Regions from separate parts of the Homo sapiens genome. Here region 1 is linked to region 2. Evidence: chromatin loops called from intact Hi-C (ENCODE). Cell type or tissue: prostate gland. All regions are shown on one strand. Each heading gives the region's core, and the rest is flanking DNA. Links, peaks and the distances in the headings are about the cores only.

Evidence for each region. A loop is a pair of places that touch in the nucleus more often than their neighbours do. Peaks named below come from ENCODE experiments on the same cell type or tissue, not always from the same donor. Only the 100,000 strongest peaks of a DNase experiment are listed, where the experiment ranks them.
Region 1: a loop joins it to region 2, with 1.9 times the contacts of the local background. A loop is called at or near these places in 4 of 110 quality-filtered maps.

What each region holds. Positions count from the first base shown.
Region 1 is chr22:42,412,671-42,423,848 of GRCh38, reverse strand. All of the region lies in intron 1 of NFAM1 (NFAT activating protein with ITAM motif 1), which reads left to right. Among named protein-coding and RNA genes, the nearest start is that of NFAM1, 14 kb to the left of the region's middle. RefSeq lists an enhancer at 4,347-4,466. In prostate gland, for the core only: no CTCF peak of the experiment used is centred there; a DNase peak (open chromatin) is centred at 4,734; H3K27ac peaks cover 737 bases.
Region 2 is chr22:42,351,505-42,362,682 of GRCh38, reverse strand. No RefSeq gene overlaps it. Among named protein-coding and RNA genes, the nearest start is that of LINC01315, 12 kb to the left of the region's middle. RefSeq lists enhancers at 5,879-5,958, 10,586-11,086. In prostate gland, for the core only: no CTCF peak of the experiment used is centred there; DNase peaks (open chromatin) are centred at 2,109 and 4,862; H3K27ac peaks cover 773 bases.

The DNA of each region.
Region 1 (11,178 bases), core at 1,388-9,387, 61 kb before region 2:
CTCAGGAGGCTGAGGCAGGAGAATCTCTTGAACCTGGGAGGCAGAGATTGCAGTGAGCTGAGATCATGCCACTGCACTCCAGCCTGGGCAACAAGGTGAGACTCCATCTCAAAAAAAAAAAAAGAAAAGAGGGATGGGGTTTCATACTGTCACCCAGGCTGGACTGAGGTGATACAGTCATGGCTCACTGCAGCCTCAAACTCCTGGACTCAAGTGGTCCTCCCACCTCAGCTTCCAGAGTAGCTGGAACTGCAGGCACTGCTACCTTGCCCAGCTAATTTTATTTATTTATTTATTTCAGAAATGGGGTCTTGCTATGTTGCCCAGACTGGCCTTGAATTCCTGAGGTCAAGTAATCCTCCCACCTTGGCCTCCGAAAATGCTGGGCATTTTTAGAATTTCTACAGTGAACATGTTTCACTCTGTTACTGGGAGGTGGTAGGGGTACCTAAAGAATTCTAATTTAAAAACCAAATAATGACCCACACTCCAAGAGTTGCCTTCCCAGGAACCCCTTGCCCCTCCCAGGCTGAGATGGGCCCCCCTGTCTGGACTCCTGCAGCCCACAGTCTTTCCTTTCTCCCACCTCTTTCTGTCTCCATCTGTCAGCTCCCTTCCTGGTGGCAGGGCCTGGCCCTCCTTGGTGAGACTTTGGGTGAACAAACACTCCCTGCTGAAGGAGGCACTCTCTGGGGGGTCTGTTCCCCTCACTTCATTTCCTTTTTTTTTTTTTTTTGAGATGGAGTCTTGCTCTGTCGCCTAGCCTGGAGTGCAGTGGCGAGATCTTGGCTCACTGCAATCTCTGCCTCGCAGGTTCAAGTGATTCTCATGCCTCAGCCTCCCAAGTAGCTGGGATTACAGGCGCCCGCCACCACGCACAGCTAATGTTTGTATTTTTAGTAGAGACAGGGTTTCACCATCTTGACCACGCTGGTCTCAAACTCTTGACCTCGTGATCCACCCGCCTCGGCCTCCCAAAGTGCTAGGATTACAGGCGTGAGCCACCACGCCCAGCCTGTTCCCCTCACTTCATTTTGCCCACTCCAATTCAGAGACAAGAAGCAGACCCAACCTCACCCTTTTGGCCCTATTGCCACCTTCCACACCATCCTGATGCCCCTTTGAGGGTACAGGGGTGGCTATAAAAGGAGAGGCTGAGTCCCCTGATGACCCAGACCACACTCTCAAATGAGCTCCAAAGTTGGAGCGACTTGACCTTTTTTTGACCTTCTTTTTTTGTTTTTGTTTTGAGACAGAGTCTCACTCTGTCACCCAGGCTGGAGTGTAGTGGCGCGGTCTCGGCTCACCCTCCACCTCCCGGGTTCAAGCGATTCTCCTGCCCAGCCTCCTGAGTAGCTGGGGCTACAGGTGCGTGCCACCATGCCCAGCTAAATTTTGTATTTTTAGTAGAGATGGGGTTTCACCATGTTGGCCAGTCTGGTCTCGAACTACTGACCTCAGATGATCCGCCCGCCTCAGCTTCCCAAAGTGCTGGGATTACAGGCGTGAGCACCTGCGCCCGGCCTTGACTTTCAAAACAGGCAAAAAGGAGGCAACTGCTGTAAAGACACTGATTGACCCTTGTGAGGCTTATTCCCGATTCAAACCTTGGACGTTCTGCACTTGGTTTGTGTCCCCGAGCGGCCACCGTACACCCTGGTTCGGGGGTCTAGAGGCATGAAAATGAGCCATGGATGGGCTGTGGAAATGGCCACGTCTTGAGGCATCTTTGTAATTTGGAGGTGTTGAAAGATGTGACAACCTGTCCGATGGCGCCATTCCAAAGGCAACGGTGCTAAAAGCTCCGAAATAGTCTCTGTTCAAAGGTTGTCTTCCAAGTCCTGCAAAATGCCCCTCCCTCACCAGCCACTTGGCCACACGCTTTTGCATTTGATGCCTGTGTCCTGCCCGCTTGCTCATCTGTGGCATCCTGGGATTTGTGCTCAGGCACATGGCTGGGGCTCTGAGAGCCCCGATCGCAGCCTTTCAGATGGGCCTTTAAAAAGGCACAGCTCTGAGAGATGCCAGAATTAAATTGGAGGGCAAACCCCATGCCTAAAATAAAGACTGTGGGAACTGCTTTCTTCTGTACCTGGGGAATCAAAGTGTTTTCCTTTAAAATCGACCTAACTTGGGATGGATACCTTTGATCAGCGTTGTCTGGGTCCTCACGCCCTTGACTGACAACGCGCGCTTGATGCCATAGAAGGGATTGAGTTCCATGCAGTGGGGAGCCGGGACCAAAGCCCTGGCCCATGACTTGGTGGTGGGAGGAGCCTCAGCAGCTGGAGCAGAGTGTGAGGGACGGGGGAGATTGTGGGTGGCAGATTCTGGGGGTGAGAGGAAGCCACAGAAGCATTTTCTTCTTTTCTTCTCTTTTTCTTTTCTTTTTTTTTTTTTTTTGAGACAGAGTTTCACTCTTACTGCCCAGGCTGGAGTGCAATGATGCGATCTCGGCTCACCGCAACCTCTGCCTCCCAGGTTCCTGCCTCAGCCTCCCGAGTAGCTGGGATTACAGGTGCCCACCACCCCACCACACCTGGCTAATTTTTGTATTTTTAACAGAGACGGGGTTTCACCATGTTGGCCAGGCTGGTCTCAAACTCCTGACCTCAGGAGATCCACCCACCTCACGCTCCCAGAGTGCTGGGATTACAGGCGTGAGCCACTGCGCCTAGCCCATGGGAGCATTTTCAATAAGAGCATACCAAGTTTTCCACGGTGCATTCCTTTCCCAAAATGTCCGCCCCTGCTGCAGAACAGGGATGCCATCTGGCCCTCTGCAGCACTGGCTTTGTCACAGGGCCAGCCTGTAGAGGGCTCGGGGGTCACTCCTGTTTTGGGAGCCACAGGCTGTGCTTGAGCTGAGGTGACAATAACAGTCCCCCAGTGCTGCAGGGCCATTTCTGACTACCATTGTCCCCAGGCCCCTACCTATTGCTGGCCCTGTCTACCTATTAGATGACCCAAGTTTAAGGAAACAGCCTCTGAATTTTTGACTCCCTTTAAAGAAGTATATTTCTTTCCTTTGAGAATGTTTTCTTTTCTTGCTTTGAGGAGTTTGTTTGTTTGTTTGTTTGTGACAGAGTCTCGCTCTGTCACACAGGCTGGAGTGCAGTGGCGTGCGTGATCTCGGCTCACTGCAACCTCTGCCTTCTGGGTTCAAGCGATTCTCTTGCCTCAGCCTCCCGAGTAGCTGGGATCACAGGCGCCTGCCACCATACCCGGCTAATTTTTGTATTTTTAGTAGAGACAGTGTTTCACCGTGTTGGCCAGGCTGGTCTTGAACTCCTGACCTCTAGTGATCCACCTGCCTTGGCCTCCCAAAGTGCTGGGATTACAGGCGTGACCCACTGCACCCAGCCTGTTTGTTTTTTGAGAGAGGGTCTCTCTTTGTCACCCAGGCTGGAGTGCAGTGGCATGATCATAATTCATTGCAGCTTCGAACTCCCAGGCTCAGGTGATCCTCCTGCCTCAGCCTCCTGAGTAGCTAGGACTACAGGCATGCCATCATGCCTGGCTAATTTATTTATTTATTGAGTAGAGATGGGGTCTCACTATATTCTGCAGGCTGATCTTAAAGTCCTGAGCTCAAGAAATCACCCAAGTTCAGGAGTTCGAGACTAGCCTGGCCAACATGGTGAAACCCCACCTCTACTAAAAATACAAAATTAGCCAGGCGAGGTGGCGCATGCCTGTAATCCTAGCAACTTGGGAAGCTGAGGCAGGAGAATTGCTTGAACCGGGGAGGTGGAGGTTGTAGTGAGCCGAGATCGTGCCATTTCACTCGAGCCTGGGTACAAGAGCAAAATTCTGCCTCAGAAAAAAAAAAAAAAAAAAAAAAAAAAAAAAAAAAAACCAAGAGTGGGATTACAGACTCAAAGGGACCCAGCTTAAAATCCCATGTCTACCACTGCAATTTGGGCAAACCTCTTGCCTTCTCTGAGCCTCAGTTTTGTCATCTGCAAAAGGTGAAACCAAACCCAGGGGACATTGGCTCTTCTGATCACATGGCTTAACAGTGACGCCTGAGAGTCTGTGCTGTGCGGGGCAGCCAGACACCCAGGAGTGGCTCAGGGAGGAAGTGAGCATGTCCTGGAGACAGAGGGGGACCCCAAAGCCCAGGAGAGGAAGGAATGGGTAGGACATTCCGCACAGCCGGAACAGCACGGGCGAAGGCGCCGGAGTGTGGCAGGCTGACGTCTACGCAGGAGTGGGCGAGTGAGGGCCAGAGAGCAGCTGAGCGGGGCTGTGCAGGTCCTGGGAGGCAAGAACTGGATCCTCCAAGCCAGGGACTTTCCATTTTTCTTAGCAGTGGCCCAAAGTTAAGAGATGCATGTTTTAGCGTGACCCTGTCTGAACCCAATTGTATGAATATAACTGAAACTAGAAGGTCGCAAACAGTGCCCTTACTACGCATGAAATGCTTCATGTTCTATTTTTTTTAATTGCTTGTCTTGACCCCGTAAATTGATTTCAGACTCCTTCCTGGGTCTCCTCCAGCAGGGAGCCCCTGCCGGTTCAGGCAGGGCAGGAGCAGGATGAGTTTGTGGATCGCTGGGGACTCAGAGCCACAGAGACAGCCCTGGTTGGGCAGGAGAGGGGACTGGATGGGAGCTGTTGAGTTGGAGGGATGGGGGCGTTGTGCAGGTGGTGGGCAGGTCTGATCCTGAACATCAGTGATCCACAGGAAAGCTGCCAGGTGGGCACACAAACACGTGGGGGCACACCCCGCCAGGGACTCACTCGGCATGTGGTCCCCGCGCCAGGTGTGGGAGGATAGCAACTCCGCCCAGCTCTCAAACTCCAAGTTCAAGCAGCCACAGATTCATAAGAAGAACCGGAAAAGGAAGGACTCAGGCACCCGTGGGCGGTTGACAAACTCTTTCCCAACAAGGGTGGGAGAAGAGCAGCTGGAGGCTGAAGGCAGAGGGCTGTTCATGCCCCCAGCCCTGCACACACCACACCCCTGAGGGGCCTTCAGCCAGGCCAGGCCAGCGCCCGGGACAGGGACAGTGCCCAAGTCTGGGTCAGGGAAAGACCCCTGGGGGTCCTTCTGTGCCTGGACCATCAGGGCCTATGTGCCCTGCACTGAGGGCATGTCATTTAACCCGGCAGAAGGGTATAGGGCTGGCATTTGCCTTTTAAAAAAAAAAAAAACAGAGATAGCTCTTGTCACCCAGGCTGGAGTGTAGCAGTGCGATCTCGGCTCACTGCAATCTCCGCCTCCTGGGTTCAAGCGATTCTCTTGCCTTACCCTCCCAAGTATCTGAGACTATAGGCTTGTGCCACTACACCCAGATACTTTTTTGTATTTTTAGTATAGAAGGGGTTTCACCATGTTGGCCAGGCTGGTCTTGAACTTCTGACCTCATGTGATCTGCCTGCCTCGGCCTCCCAAAGTGCTGGGGTTAATAGGCATGAGCCACCACACCCAGCTGGGATTTGCCTTTGTAGATCCCCAAGGAGGACTCCCTGTCTCATTCTTGTCCCTGGGGAAAGGCAGCCTGGCCCGTGGCAAGTAGCTGGGTTCCAGGTCCCAATTAATCCCACCACAACCCCTTAAGGCTGGCATTGTTGCTCCCCCTGTGTTGTGGGGAGACACTGAGGTCAGAGAAGTAAAGCCAGCTGCCCAAGTTGCACAGCCTTGAAGTGGCAGAGCCAGGAGCCGCATCCAGGCCTGTTGCCTCCAGAACCTGGGCTTTTCCCAAACGCCCCCGCTCATCGCCCCTATTTCTGGCCAGGCCCAAGGCTTCCTCACAGTGTGGGAGGGACTTCCCTGGAGCTGCAGAGAAGTGAGGGATGGAGGGTGTGTCACCCCCCAAAACACAGTCTCCTGTAAAGCAGGGTGGGCAGACTAAGCAGGGATCCACGGCGCTGCCCAGATGAGATGTCTGCGCTTGCAGTTCTGTGGGGGTGGGGAGGCACAGGAGAGGAGTTGAAGACTCAAAACAAACAGCCAAGCCCGGGGACGGGGCGGGGGCCCTCCCAGACACCGTGTGGCAACCCTGCCTCTGATGGCCCTGCTGCCCTCCTGCTCCACCCCTCCTCCCCCATGGTCCTCACTATGGGTGCCCTCTCCCCTCTCCCTGCACCATCCTATCCACATTCAGCAGGTTCAAGAAGCTCCTGTTCAGAAAACTCCCCCTGGGCCAAACTCCCTGCCCCTGCAGCAGGGCAGGCCAGGCAGGAGAGTTCAGGTCCTCACCAGCCCCTCCTCACTCTCTGCCCCAACTCTGCCCTCCCTGAGCCTCAGGGGTGCTCCTTGCAGCCACCTCCAGGCCCCGCTCTCCACAGGGCAAATCTCAAATCCTCCTAAACTCTCTAAGTGGAAGGGAAGTTCTCAAATCCGTTCCCTGCACAGAAAACACCTGGGGCTCCTTGAGACGTTTCCTCCCTGCGCCCCAGGACCTGTTCCAGCTCTGCCTGCCCCAGATCCCATGGGACCTGGAGAATAACCAGAAAAGCAGCTGGGAGCAGCTCCTGGGCCCTCTAGGCCCCTTGGTGCTGGGGGATTTCTCCTGGCAAAACTCAGCTCCTCTGGTCACTCTAAGTCAAAGTTCTATGGTCACCGAAAGTCACAAATGCGTCCCAGTTCTTCACATCTCTAACCCTGTGTAACAGACAAAACTTCAAACTCTAAAGCTGAAGTGGTTCCCCAGGCCACCTGAAGCCTGTGTGAGGGTGAGGGGCGAGGTGCCTCTTCTCTTTCCCACCCAGACCCCTTCCTTGTCCGTCCCCACCGGTCAACCTGGGTGGAGGCAGAAAAGACCTGCCTTGTCAGGTGCGGGGGAGGCTGGCCCTGGGCTCTGCGTGCTTGCGGTGTTGCGTGGAGTCCGTTGGGGCCCCCACGGAAGTGGGGGATTGCTAACTGGAATTCTGTGGCTCTCACTCCCTCCTCAGCCCCCGGCGTCTGGTATCCACCCTGGTCTTCCTCTCCAGGCCGTGGGCCCCTCTAGGCAGCTGCATGAGCCAGTCTAGAAGGACACTCAGCCAGCTCACTGCCCCGGACCACGTTATCCCATGGGGACATACTGCCTTTGCCAGAAAAGGGACAAAGCATGATGCAGCCACACCACGCCCTGGCATGAGATAGATAGCGGCCGAGTGCCCTCACTCAGGGAATACTGCTCAAGTTCAGCCAGGGTCCCGCTAAAGCCCCTCTCAGCCTGGGGTGAGAAGCAGGCACCCCCGGGGCAGGCCGGATGCCCTGCAGCTCTCCCCAGCCCCCTCTACACCCACCTTCTGTGACCCCGTGGTCTCCATGTGATCCTGGAGCCAAGTAGCCACTTGTTGGCCATCTGGTGGTGAAAATTTGTGAGGCCCACCAGGGTTCTGACAAACCTCTTATTAGCATCTGATGGCTACTGTGCCCAGTGCCAATGTGAGCACCCCCTGCCATATCTGATGACAGCTTCCCAGCCTGGGTGCTGGCTCTTCTTCCTCAACACAGCCAGACCAACTGGGGTCCGAAGCCTGGCCCCACCACTCATGATCTCTGTGGTTTTGGGCCTTTAAGATCCTCTGCTTTTTGGTTTTGGTTTTGAGATGGGATTTCACTATGTGCTCAGGCTGGTCTCAAACTCCTGGGCTCAAGCGATCCTCCTGCTTCGACTTCCTGAGTAGCTGGAACTACAGGCGTGTGCCACCACTCCTAGCTAGACCCGCTCCAGAACGCGGTTGCAATAGTTGCCGCCTAGGATCGTCGTGGTGTTTAATTGACATAGGACCTGTGTCACACCAAGCCAGGATACAATTCCTGTAATTTTTCTTTTCCTTCTGTCTGTGGGTTCCTACTTCTGGGTCATGGACACCCTCTAGACCCCCGGGCCACAAACCCTGCACCCCAACCTCATCCCAGGCAAACTCAATGCTCCCCATACCAGCCCTTCTGCCTCAGGCTCTTTCTGCTCCTTCCCTTTTGGACTGGGGATGTTGCCACGGCAGGGAGCCCCTCCTGGTCTGGGACAGGGCCTGTGACCTAACTGGTACCCCTTCAATGTTTGTGGGAGGCACAAACAAATGACAGCTGAAAAGAATTTGTGGACTTGGAAATGACCGTGAAACCTATCAGCACTGTGCCTTCACGGGGGACCGCTTCTAGTTGGCAGCCAACTAGGGCCTAGACCTCTACAGCCTACACCCCTGAAGGGGCCTCTGGGAGGCACGGGTCCAGGAGATGGGGTGGGAGCTGGGCAGTTGCAGGATTCCAGCTCTGGGGTGCTGATGCCCCATTGAAAGGAAGGTGCAGGCCGGGCGCGGTGGCTCACGCCTGTAATCCCAGCACTTTGGGAGGCCGAGGTGGGCAGATCACGAGGTCAGGAGATTGAGACCATTCTGGCTAACACGGTGAAACCCCGTCTCTACTAAAAATACAAAAAATTAGCCAGGCATGGTGGCGGGTGCCTGTGGTCCCAGCTGCTCGGAAGGCTGAGGCAGGAGAATGGCGTGAACCCAGGAGGTAGAGTTTGCAGTGAGCTGAGATCGCGCCATCGCACTCCAGCCTGGGCGACAGAGCGAGACTCCATCTCAAAAAAAAAAAAAAAAAAAAAAAGAAAGAAAGAAAGAAAGGAAGGTGTAGGTGCAGGGGAGGTGGTGAGCTACATTCGCAGGCCAGAACCCAGAGGTCTTGGCTGTAACTGCGGACCTCCTCTCCTCCCCCGGGTTTTTTGGCCTGACGTCTCCAGACTGGACGTTGTTATTGACTGAGCTCGTCAGAGACGGCTTCCTCTCTTTACTTTTTGGACACAGCAGTTTCATCAGAGGTCTGAGGTTCTCGTTTCGAAGCCTCTCCTCGCTGTGGCTGATCTAAGCCAGAGCAGTGCATTGTCATGAGCCTAACTCGGTGACCTTAAAGAAATGAATCCCAAAAGAATATAGAACAACGGACGTCTGTTTTTATAGATTTCCCTGGAATTGTAAAGATCGGCTTAATTGCAGTAGCAGAGTTCATCATTTTCTAGAAGGATACCTCAGACAGGGAGAATTTTTAAAGAAATTGGTCTGAAGTCTTCCTGCCCAGGACAAGCAGGAAGGTTTCATGGTGCTGACAGTGTATCTGCCCTCCCCCTGGAGTGGCCTCTTAGATACACTGTGAGGAGGAGCAGGAGGCCCCGGGTGAGGATATGGAGGTCACAGGTCGAGGGGGCCACAGGGTAGGTACACAGAGGGGGCAGTGGCCTGTGAGTGCTGTGCAGGGCTGCTGGGCAGGGTCGGTGGTGATGTCATTTGTGGTTCACTCTACCCCTCTTGTCTCTAAAAAAAAATTTTTTTAATTTAAAAAAAAAAAAATTTGATGCCCAGGCTGGCCTTGAACTCCTGGCTTCAAGAGGTCCTTCTGCTTTGGCTCCTGAGTAGCTGGGATTACAGACACGCGCCACCATCCCAGCCCACCTGGGTCCCTGGGGGACAATATAACAGCCCCCATCTCTATATGCCTACCCTGCCCCTGTCCCATCTCGGATAAGTCCGTGCCCTGAAGCAAGGCTCTTAGTTTTATGACAAAATGAATGTAATGTTATCATTAAACAGCAGCAATCCTGCAGTAGAGTCCGGAGATACAAAGTCCAGGGTAAAATCCCCCCTGCTCCGTCCACCAGAGGGGAGCCCTGGAGGGGGCCCGGGTGCCAGCTCCCTGGAATGACATTTCACAAGCGAGTGTCGTTATGTCAATTACAAGTCGAACCCACTGTGACTGCCGACATGTGAGTCGATTCCCTGGAACTGTGAGTGCCTTTAGTTCTTTGAGGGAGGGTGTGTCTCTCTTTTTCTTTCTTTCTTCTTTTTGTTTTTTTTGAGACGAAGTCTTGCTCTGTCATTCAGGCTGGAGTGCAGTGGCGCGATCTTGGCTCACTGCAACCTCCACCTCCCAGATTCAAGCGATTTTCCTGCCTCAGCCTCCTGAGTAGCTGGGATTACAGGTGCCCACCACCACACCTGGCTAATATTTTTATTTTTAGTAGAGACGGGGTTTTGCCATGTTGGCCAAACTGATCTTGAACTCCTGACCTCAAGAGATCTGCCCACCTTGGCTTCCCAAAGTGCTGGGATTACGGGCATGAGCCAACAGCCCTGGCCAAATTTTTGTTGTTGTTGTTATTATTGTTGTTATATAGATGAGGGCTTTCTGTGTTGTCCAGGCTGGTCTCAAATGCCTGGCCTTGCCTTCTTATGTGACAGGACAACAGGCCTGAGCCACCGCGGCTCCTGATTTTTTTTTCTTTTTTTGTATTTTTAGTAGAGGCGGGGTTTCACCATGTTAGCCAGGCTGGTCTCGAACTCCAGGCCTCAAGCAATCCACCCGCCTCGGCCTCCCAAAGTGCTAGGATTACAGGCATGAGCCACCCTGCCCAGCCTGGGGGTGTCTCTTTAGTGGCTCAACAGGAAGCTCAAAATATCAGCATTGCCAGAATTTTGAGGGATTAACTGACGCACAGGGCCAACTCCATCTCTGTTCCCGCATCTTCCAGAAGGCTGGCCTCCCTTTGGGACCCCCTTCCCAGAGCTCTGGCTCAGAGCTGAACTGAAGAGACCTGGGAAGAGATGAGCCTGGCCTCCCTCCAGCCCCACACCACAGGCAGGGCCCACACCTCTCTTTCCCCAATAAAATAAATCTTGCGGCTCCTCTGAGCATCTCAAAGACACGATCTTCTCCCGATTAACAATCCGGCCTGCATGTTCTTGGCTGCTGGCTGCCGACCTCAATTTAGAACTGTCTGCTGCTCAGCTGCTGGAGAAGGAGGGGCCTGGAGAACCCAGGAGCGCTAAAGCCGAGGGGCCTGTGCAGCTGAAGTCTGGGGCAGGGGGCGGCTGCTGCCCCCAGCCCAGGATCCAAACAGCATCTCAGAGGCCTGCAGCAGGGGTTAGAGCCCCCCAGGCAGGGCTGCTGCTTTGGGAATTTTCAAACTGTTTTCTGAGGTGCCTCTGATGAGTGGGGGGAGGGGTGGCTCCTACAAAACTGGCTTTGTCATGGTCATTGACATCATGATCACAGCCGAAATGGCCCCACGTGGAGCACCTCTGCGTTGTTGGAAAAACTGCTCTCAGGATGTTGCCTGTTATACTGTAAAAAACCTGACAAATCCTCTCCGAGCCCAGAGTCCGGGAGAGGTTTGTGTCTCCCGCTGCCTGAATGCCTCCTTACTTTGGCACGGGGAGAACTGTGGGCAGACCTGCCTC
Region 2 (11,178 bases), core at 1,708-9,707:
CAAACCCATGAAAGGGGACAGTTAGCATTCCTGTCAGCAATGGAGACCTCAGAGGTTAAGTGTCTTGCTCACAGTCCCAGAGCCCAAATTGAAACCAGGGTTCGGCTCCTGCACCGTCCACTTCACCTCGGCTCCACTGGGCCTTCCTCCTCCACTTTCTCGCCTTCCCACAACACCCATCTCCACCTGCCAAGATTTCCACCACCTCGCCCAAGAGGTCTTCCCAGCTTCCCCTCCACAGTGCCACCCAAGAAATGCTGGTGGTGCCCCACGTGCCCCTCAGGGTGTGGCTCTCTATGATTGGCCCTGGGCCCCTTGTCTGCCTCTCCTGGAGGCTGGGAGCTGGGCTGTGGCCAGTAATGTGTCCCCTGCAGGCCCAATAAGCAGGCATTTACTGAGGACCTACTATGTGCAGGACATGGGGAGTCATACAGCAGGTGCCCACACCGCCTGGACTTCTCTCCCAAAACCTAGACCTATCCAGCCAACAGCTTGTGCCACCTCTCCACGTGGATGGCCAGTGGGCAGCTCTGCCTCAACTAGTCACAAACCTCTCACCTCCACTTTCCCTTCACTTGCTCAGGCCAAAAGCCTTGGGATTATTCCTGACCCTTAACTTCTCCTCTGTCTCTATCTCAGCACTCCACCCTTCCTTCCACCTCCACCGCACCACCGGCATTGCCTGCCTGGATGGCACAGCAGCCTCCTCGTGGGTCTCCCTGCCTCCTCTGCCCTCTGGAATTCATTCTTCACATAGTAGCAGAGTGGTCCTGTTAGAACTTCAGTCAGCTCCTGCATGCCTCTGCCCAGAGCTCTGCAATGACTCCCATGCATTCAGGGTCAGGGAGGGCCCTGTCAGTGGCCCCAGCTTGTTCCCTCTCAGACCTCAGCTCCTGCCCCCCAACTCGCTCCCAGATCTTGTTATTCCTCCAACGTGCTGTGTGTGGTCCTGCCCCAGGGCCTTTGCACGTGCTGCTCCCGCTCCCCAGTATACTCTTTCCTCTGATATTTCCATCACTCCCGCATTCACTTCCTCCAGTGCTCCGATCAGATGTTACCTGTGGCCGGGCACCGTGGCTCATGCCTGTAATCCCAGCATTTTGGGAGACGTGGGCAGGAGTATCGCTTGAGCCCAGAAGTTTCAGACCAGCCTGAGCAACATGGCGAGACCCCTTCTCTACAAAAAATAAAAATCAGCTGGGCGTGGTGGTGTGCGCTTATAGACCCAGCTACTCTGGAGGCTGAGGTAGCTGAGGTAGGAGGATCACTGGAGCCCCAGCCTAGGTGACAGAGCAAATACCCTGTCTCTAAAAAAAAAAAGACCAGGCACAGTGGCTCACACCTGTAATCCCAGCACTTTGAGAGGCTGAGGCGGGCAGATCACCTGAGGTCAGGAGGTCAGGAGTTCGAGACCAGCCTGGCCAATATTGTGAAACCCCATCTCTACTAAAAAAAGACAAATACAGAAATTGGCCGGGCAGAGTGGCACATGCCTGTAGTCCCAGCTACTCAGGAGGCTGAGGCAGAAGAATTGCTTGAACCTGGGAGGCGAAGGTTGCAGTGAGCCAAGATTGTGCCACTGCACTCCAGCCTGCCAACAGAGAGAGACTCCATCTCAAAAAAAAAAAAAAAAAAAATGACCTGCTCAGACAGACCTTCCCTTATGACCCTCCCCATCCTTTCCCCATGTTTTTTTTTTTTTTTTGAGACAGAGTCTCACTCTGTCGCCCAGGCTGGAGTGCAGTGGTGAGATCTCAGCTCACTGCAGCCTCCGCCTCCCGGATTCAAGTAATTCTCACGCCTCAGCCTCCTGAGTAGCTGGGATTACAGGCACCTGCCACCATGCCCAGCTAAGTTTTGTATTTTTTAGTAGAAACAGGGGATCACCTGAGGTCATGGTGAAACCATGTTTCACCGTGACTCCTGACCTCAGGTGATCTGCCTGCCTCAGCCAAAGTGCTGGGATTACAGGTGTGAGCCACCATGCCTGGCCCTTCCCCCAGTCTTTGCCCTCTAGCATCTATGCCACTGGCCCTTGGCTTGGACATGTGCATACGTGTCACTAGAATGTCACCTGAGTCAGAGCGGGCCCTGCCTGTTTTCCCACTGCTGTATCTCAGGTCTCCAACACAGGGCAGGTGCTCAATAAACATTTGCTGAATGAAACGATAGCTGGATGGGTGCCGTGCAGAGACGGCCAGTATCGAACACCTGGTCTGCGCCAGGATCTGTGTTGGGTGCTGAGGCAACATGTGTAAACAAGTGCCCTGAGAGCCCTCATCTGGGGAAGGAGAGAGACTCTGAGCTAGAAATCACAAAGTGGGTGGAGTGGGGGTGGCCTCCGGGAATGGGCTCAGAAGAGGAGGTGGTCTAGCCGATCAGAGGGAGCTCCCCCAAGGAGGGGCATCCCCAGGTGAGCTGAAGGGTGAAGAGGAATTGGATGGGGAGGCGGGTCGGGTGGACAGTGTGCTCTAGGGGCTAAGGACAGGGCTGGGAGGACAGCAAGAGTAGGGGCCTTAAAGGTCAGTAAGATCCAGCTGGGCAGAGAGAGGGCACCGTAACCCCAGATCGGGATTATGGAGTGGGCAAAGGCCCCGAGGTGGGGATGTGCTGGGCATGTGTGTGGGGATGGATTGGGGAAGGCTTAAGTGCCAGGAGGAGCAGCAGAGGCCTGGGGTGGAATCTTAGCTCTCATCCTCCAGCTGCGTGATCCTGCACACATCGCTCCCTCTCTCTGGGCCTCAGTTGCCCCATCAGTGTACTCCTGATCACGTACATGCTTCCCCGCTGCAGTGTCCTGCCTCACAAAGAGGGAGAGACTTAAGCCTGGAAGGCCCCAGGGGAAGAGAAGTCTGCCAGGAACAGCATGGTGAGCAGGGGAAACAGAATGTGCCAAGACGTGGGGTCCTTCTCCTGAGCTGCACTTCTCCAGTCCCTCCCTCAGTGCAGGGAGGACCATGATGGGGTGGCCTGGCTGTCCCCAGCGGGGCCCAGGCCTGGGGTGTGCTTGGCTCTGCACTTGAGGGGCCACTCTGCTTTGGGCCTCACATACTGTTGGACACCACAGCCCCGGGAGACAGGGCCTTCCTCCAAGCTGCAGACGCCAGGCTGAGAGCAGCGAGGTAACCAACAGCTACACCAAACACGTGGCTGGTAAATGGCAGACAAAGGACTTGAACCCAGCCCTGCCTGGCCCTGATTCCTGCTGTCCTTTAGCAAGACTGAGCCACATCCTCTGGGAGGGCCAGGTCTGGGAAGAGGCAGTAGAGTGCAGGTGAAATGCCTGCTCGCCACGGGCTCCCGAGCCGTGGTCCCCACTCCATCCCTCCCCTGGGCTGCCCTGATCACGGCCAATTCCTCCTTTGGGGAAGGTGAGTTGGGTCCCTGGAAGGCCCTCTGAGCCTCTCCTCTTGGCCGCAGCTTCTCTGAGGACTCGGGATGCTCCTGGAATATTCTAGGTTTATTAACACCCTAAAGCCTCACAACCATCCCTTGAGTAAGGGACCGTTGTAACCCTGTTTTACAGCTGGAGGAACTAAGGCTCAGAAAGGAGCTACCCAGGGGAGGCATACTGGCTTACTGGGGTGTCCTGCTGTGCTCAAGCTCTGAAGACTGTTTTGGGGACAGAGTGCTCAGCCCTAGGGTGGGAGTTTCAGGAGGCCAATTCAGTCTCCACTGAGAAGAGTTTTCTTTCACGCATGCCCAAAGGTGGGGTCTTGGCAGGAGTGATCTTCCCATCACTAGAATTCAAACAACCTCTGCGTGTGGGATGAGGGGAGATTAAGGTCAGAGGTGCTGTTGGACTAAGGAGTCCGGGTATCTTTGACCTATCCAAGCCTCAGTTTCCTTATCTGTGAAATGGGGATTTTTTTTTTCTTATTTTTTTTTAATTCTAATTTTTTTTTTTGAAACGGAGTCTCACTGTGTTCCCCAGGCTGGGGTGCAGTGGTGTGATCTCGGCTCACTGCAAACTCCACCTCCGGGGATCAAGTGATTCTCCTGCCTCAGTCTCCTGAGTAGCTGGGATTACAGGCGCCCACCACCATACCCACCTAATTTTTTTTGTTTTGTTTTGTTTGTTTGTTTTTTGAGACAAACTCTCACTCTGTCGCCCAGGCTGGAGGGCAGTGGCGCAATCTCAGCTCACTGCAACCTCTGCCTCACAGTTTCAAGCGACTCTCCTGCCTCAGCCTCCCAAGTAGCTAGGATTACAGGCACCCGCCACTGCACCCAGCTAATTTTTGTATTTTTAGTAGAGACGGGGTTTCACCATGTTCGCCAGGCTGGTCTCAAACTCCTGACCTCAATTGATCTGCCCACCTCGGCCTCCCAAAGTGCTGAGATTACAGGCGTGAGCCACCACGCCAGGCCAAAATGCGGATATTAATACCCATCTGTCAGAGGCTCTGTAAAGCACCCAGCCTCTTTCTGGCCCAAAGAGTGCCCAGTAAGTGCCATTGTCACCTCCTGGGCCTCTGAGTGTCCCCTCTAATAGTCAGGCTCTCAGAGCAGAGTGGGAAGGGGCCACCTCCAACAGCCCTGCCTAGGAAGAGCAGCCCCATGGACCACCACTGCCTCCTTGTGTGTGGAGGGTGGTGTCCAGGCTGAGGGTCAACCAGCCCCAGACACCTGCCTCCTCTGTCCGCTGGGCTGGGCCGTGGCCAGCTCCTTGAGTAACTGGGAGGGCTACAGTGAGTTACTGGAGAGCAGGGCTCTAGCCCCCACCGATACTGGCCCCAGGAGGGGCAGGGCTCACTCAGAAACCTTGCTGCTCTCATTGCAACACCACCTAGCTAAGCGCAGAGCCTCCCTGCCCTGCAGAGCCTGCTGGCTCCCTAGCTAGGAAACGGCACCATGCCAGGACAGAACGGGATCTGTCCCGAGGCTCCTGTCCGTTGGTATTTGCCAGGCACCTACTCTGTGCCAGGGACTTTCCTTAATCATTCTTCAGGTACAGTCTCATTCACAGGAGAGAAAGCCAAGGTTCAGGGAGTGGAAGCAACTTGGCCAGAGTGATATGAGGGCCAGGGGCTCTAACCCAGGGCTGTGGGACTCTGAAGTCAGTAAGTCATTCTCTATCTAAATCTTGCCATCCCCCAGGCAGGCCAGGGGAAGGAGCACTGGCTTTGGAGCCCTGGAGTGTGAGAGGTGGACCCCAGGCTGGGCAGGAAGACAGACCCAGGCACAGTCCTGAGTCTGCCCTCACATGTTGCCACATTCTGTTCCCCCTGCTCACCATGCTCTTCCTGGCAGACTCAACCCTCGGTCTCGCCAGGTGTGAGTCGCTCTCTCTCTCTGTGAGGCAGGGCACTGCATGGGGAAAGGCACATGTCTGGGAGTCCCATAGGCCTGTTTTCAAATCCTGCTCTGTCACCCACTACTGAGCCTAGAGCACAGGATAAAAAGGGGAACAGCATGCAAACAGGGAACAGCATAGGCAAAGGCCAGAGGATAAGAGGGCCTTCGAGAACCACAGCGGCGATGAGCGGAGCTAGGATCCAGGCAGGGGGGCGGACGTGGGTTGAGCTTCCTGTCCCCTGCTCTGGGCCTCTGTCCAGGCTGTCATCCCTGCCTGGCCCACCCTTCCTCTTCTCCTGTCCAAGCCTTCATGCCTCTAAGTCCCTGCTCACTAACGTCCCCTGTGAGTCCCTTCCTGAACTCCCCTTAAGCTTCTCCTTCCTCAGTGCTCCCACAGCCCCAAGTGCTACCTTGATTTGAGCAGTTAATGACCTGGGTTGTGCAGGTTTCTGTCCTGCATGAGTGTGGGAGTGAGATCTTTGTTTCAGATCCTGGCTCTGGACCTTGTCCACTGGATGACCCTGAACAAGTTCCTTCACCTCTCTGTTTCTTCATCAGCAAGATGATGGTAGCAGCCCCCAATGCGTAGTATTCTCTCGGGGATTCAATGACTTTGTGCTTATAAAGCGGCAAACCACACGGCCTCGGAAAGGCAGGCAGCTGGGACACACACATTCATGCATGTCGTTATTATAACTATAATGTGCGAGTCCCTTGAGGGCAAGGCCTCCTGTCTGGTTCCCAGCTCATAGTAAGGCTGGATCAGGGCTCAGGGAGCACTGAGTGATTCTAGAATGAAAGGACAGCCCATTCTAGCAACAAACTAAACAGTGATCATTTATTGAGTGTGCACTGCATCTTGTTTTGTTTTGTTTTGTTTTTTGAGTCGGAGTCTCGCTCTGTCGCCCAGGCTGGAGTGCAGTGGCGCAATTTCGGCTCACTGCAACCTCTGCCTCCCAAGTTCAAGCGATTCTCCTGCCTCAGCCTCCCGAGTAGCTGGGACTACAGCCACGTGCCACCATACCTGGCTAATTTTTGTATTTTTAGTAGAAACGGGGTTTCACCATGTTGGCCAGGCTGGTCTCGAACTCCTGACCTCAGATGATCTGCACGCCTTGGCCTCCCAAAGTGCTGGGATTACAGGAGTGAGGCCCTGCGCTCAACCTGCATCTTGTTTTATTCTGACCACCCTGTAACATGGGAATTATTAGGTCCATTTTGCAGATAATATAATTGAAGCTTAGCAAGACTAGGCCGCCTGCCTAAACTGCAGTGAGTACTTGAGCAGTTGGGTTTTGCACCTGGATCAGGCTGACTTTGCTGTTCCATACACTGGTTAAGATCCTGTTCTGTGATGCCCCTTGTTGAATGGTCCAGAAACCCCCTTCTCTCCCTCCTGGGTGCCCTTCCTATCTCCAGGCTACCCCTTGGAGTTGCTGGGGTGAGGGGTGTGGATTTGGGGACCCCATGGTGATCTGTCACTTCATGAGTCCTGTGCCCTATAATACATACATGTACATGCAGGTGCGCACACACATGCACACATGCACACACCTACAACACCTACACACACACACACTCACAACCTCTGCGGCTGACAAGTTCCTCCAGGTCTCTAGGCCTCCAGGTCCTCCACATCCAGGGCCCCGCATGAAGTCCCTGTGCAGTGCTGCAGTGGGGCTGCCTTTGGCCTCAGTCTCCCAGCTGTCAGCCTCCAGGGGGTGGGATGGGGCTTGAGGACTCCCCATGCCCACACAGTGTCCTGGCCAGCCAGCACGCCCGATCCAACTTCATCAGGCAGGGGCATGGGGTGGGGAGAGTAGGGGACGACTTGGGCAACCCATGTGACTTCTCAGCTCCTTTCCTCATTTGTGCAATGGCCCCCATGACCCTGTTGTGCCCACTCTGTCTACCTGGCCAGGCTGGACCTGAGGCTCAAGTAGGAAATGAGTATGGAGAAGTAAAGGGGGGAAGAAAGGCAAAGTGGTGGTCCGGTGCCTGGACTCCTCTGACGCTAGGAGTGGCGGCCAGAGGAGTCCAGGCACTGGGGTGCACCCGGGCCTGCTGGAGAAGGTGCTGTGTAATGGTTCTGAACCCAGTGGAGATGGGCCAGCCCTGGATCATCTTCTGTTGAACTCAACTCAACTTTCGGTGCTTCCCATGGCTGTGCCTGTCTGGCAGCCTTCAGTAGGGGCAGTAAAGTGGCACATAGCAGGCTAGAGCAGCGGGGGACCAAGGCAGCAGGTGGGACCGCATGGGGCCTAGGGCAGGCCAGGCCAGGCCAGGAGGAACAAGCCTGGACCTCAGAGAGATTTGTTTTTTTGTTTTTGTTATTTTATTTATTAATTTATTTATTTATTTTGAGATGGAGTCTCACTCAGTCACCCAGGCTGGAGTGCAGTGGCACTATCTCGGCTCACTGCAACCTCCGCCTCCCGGGTTCAAGCAATTCTTGTGCCTCAGCCTCCCAAGTAACTGGGATTACAGGCATGTGCCACCACGCCCAGCTAATTTTTGTATTTTTAGTAGAGATGGGGTTTCACCATGTTTGCCAGGCTGGTCTCAAACTCCCGACCTCGTGATCTGTCTACCTCAGCCTCCCAAAGTGCTGGGATTATAGGTGTGAGCCACTGCACCCGGCTGAGGTTCATTTATTCATTCACTCATTCATTCATATTGCACATGTCTTTGGAGCATCTAATGTGAGCCCTATAGGCCCCATGCTCTGTGCAGGGGACACAACAGTGGACAAAACAGACAACACCCCTGCCCCGCTGTAGATCACATTCCAATGGACAGAAACAGACAAAAAACATAATAAGGAAGCAACAGGTATTGTGATCAAGAATGCTAAGTGCTAAGGAGAAAAATAAAACAGGGAAGGGCAGAAAGGGGATACATTTGTTTTTTTCAATTATAAATAGGTGTCCATGGAAGGTCTCATTGAGAAAGTGGCATCTGAGCAAAGACAGGAAGCGGGTGAGGAGGTGAGAAGGTAGCTCTGGGGGAAGAGCATTCCTTCCAGGCAGAGAGCAAAGGCCCTGAGTGGGGAGCGTGCCTGGCACAGTCGGGGAGTAACAGGAGCCAATGTGGCTGCAGGGAAGTGGCGGGGAGGAGGTGGCAGATGAGCTCAGAGAGGAAATGGGGGCCAGATGGTGAGGCCTCCTGGACGCACCATTTAAAAGGATCCCTCTGGCTGCTGAGTTGGGAATAGACTGGGGGAGGGGCCAGGGCAGGACAGGGAGACAGAGAGGAGGCTCTGAAAAGAATCTAACAGGATTTGCTGATGGATTGGATGCAGGAGAGAGGGAGTGAGCAGAGGCGTCAAGGATGATTCCCGAGAGATCTGGTCAATTTGGCTGGAAGGCCAGCCGGGCCTACAGGCTCAGCTGAGGCCCTTAGGGAGGCTGGAGGACAAGGATGCCAAATGGTCAGATGCCCATGGCCAAGTGGGGGTTCCAGCTTGGCAACCCTGTGGTTCGGAGAGCTGGGGACCTCTGCACCCCGGCAGTTCATGGGACTATGTGGATCCCATCCTGGCCTCTCTGAGCTCTGGACTAGGGGCTGGGCCTAAAGTGGCCCATGGGTGGCTGGGCGAGGTGGCTGATGCCTGTAATCCCAGCACTTTAAGAGGCCGAGGCCGGCGGATCACTTCAGGTCAGGAGTTCGAGACCAGCCTGGCCAACATGGTGAAACCCTGTCTCTACTAAAAATACAAAAATTAGGCAGGTGTAGTGGCAGGCACCTGTAATCCCAGCTACTTGGGAGGCTGAGGCAGTCAGGAGAATCGCTTGAATCTAGGAGACGGAGATTGCAGTGAGCTGAGATCGTACCACTGCACTCCAGCCTGGGCAACAGAGAGACATTCTTTCTCAAAAAAAAAAAAAAAAGTGGCCCATGGGCTGGTATGAATCCCCCCACCCACCCACTCACCCCCAGATATCTCCCACCCTCCTTCCTGTCCTCCCTCCTTCCTTCCCTACTCTCCATGCCCATCCCTCTTCTCACCCTTCCCCCAACCCCACCTTGGCACCCAGACAAGAGATCCCAGGTGCTGGGGCCACATCCGTGAACATGACAGACAGGGTCCCTGTTCTCCAGGACTTTGACATTGTGTGTCTGAGCCTGGGACAACTTCTCAACCGGGTGCACAATACAATCTTTCTGATTTAAGGTCTTTTTTTAAAATTATTAAATAAAATTGTTTTAAGAAACAGGGTCTCACTCTGTCACCCAGGTTGAAGCGCAGTGGTGTGATCACAGCTCACTGCAGCCTTGAACTCCTGGGCTCACGGGATCCTCCCACCTCAGCCTCCTTAATAGCTGGGACTACAGGTGTGCACCACCATGTCCCACTATGATTGTTACATATTTCTATGTCATTTAAAATAAAGTCACTATCAAAAAAAACTGGCCAACCACAGTGGCTCATCCCTGTAATCCCATCACTTTGGGAGGCTGAGGCGGGAGGATCACTTGAGCTCAGGAGTTCAAGACCAGCCTGGGTGACATACGGAGAGCCCGTCTCTACAAAAAATTTAAAAATTAGCCAGGTGTGGTGGTGTGCACCTGTAGTCCCAGCTATTCAGGAGGCTAAGGTGGGAGAATCCCTTGAGCCCAGGAGTTTGAGGTTGCAGTGAGCTATGATTGCACCGCTGCACTCCAGCCTGGGCAACAGAGAGAGAACCTGTCTCTAAAAAGTGTTTTTTTTTAAATTTTTTTTAATTAAATGAACTAAAAGAAAAAATTCCTGGTCCAGCCACATCCCCTGGTTTGGGTTCCAGCAAAGACTACTAGAGTGGCGACCCCCTGCTGCTGAGGCCCACTGGGGAAGGGAGCTAGGGGCAGGGCATCTGGGGTGGGAAGTGTGGCAGGAGCAAGGGCACAGAGCAGAGAAGAGTGTGCGGGATGGGATGGGAGTGAAGGAACCGGGCGGGCGCAGGGGAGGCTGCAAAGCCAAGTGGACTGGCCCTGGAGGGTCTCATGGGCCTGGCTGGAGCATCTGGACTTTGTTCAGAGAGCAGTAGGGAGCAATCAAAGGTTTCTGAGCTGAAGAATGACCAAGCTGTGCTGATTTTAACTGTTGGCACCATGGAGGACAAATGAGAAAAGGCACCTGGTTTGATGGCAGGAGGCTTTGACCAGGTAGGGGCTGTGGAGACCTGACCTCGGCAATTGGATGTCAAGGGAGATGGACATGGGAAGTGTCATGGGGTATGAGGATGGACTTAATAAGTGGGGGTGGCACTGCTTGCTGGGGTCTCAGAGTCAGCCTCTCAGAGTCAGCCATACCAGATGTGCTCCTCCTACAGTGCTCCCGACCTCAGAAATGTCCCATCCTCACCTGGCCCTTCACACCACCAAAACCTGGTGCCATCCTGGGCTCCCTCTCCCTCACATTGTTGCCATCCCCAAGTCACTTTGATTTTGGCTCCCAAATTTCTCTGAAGTGTGCCCCTCCCCTCCTCCAGTGCATCCTCTGTCCAAGGCCGGGCCCTGCCTCTCCAGGCCTGGACTAAGGCCATGGCCTCTATCCGGCCTCAGGTCTCCAGCCTGGTACTGCTGGTCCATCCCCTGCAGAACAACCAAAGGGATCATTCTAGAATCTGCGTCCAGCTCACCCCCTCCTCATCCTCGTGGCTTCCTGATTCGTGGGGTGGATGTCCACTCCCCCAACAACTCACCCCTCCTAAACACCATCAACCTCTCACTGAGCTACTTGCCCCTGCTTCACACATAACGTTGACTGTGCATCCGCTTTGCACTGGCCCCATGATTGTGTCAAACGCTGGGAACTGGGAGAGGACTGAGACTGAGAATCAGTTACAAGGGTGTAGGATCAGGCAAGGCCCCTCTGCGGACCAGCACGCTGAGCTGAGT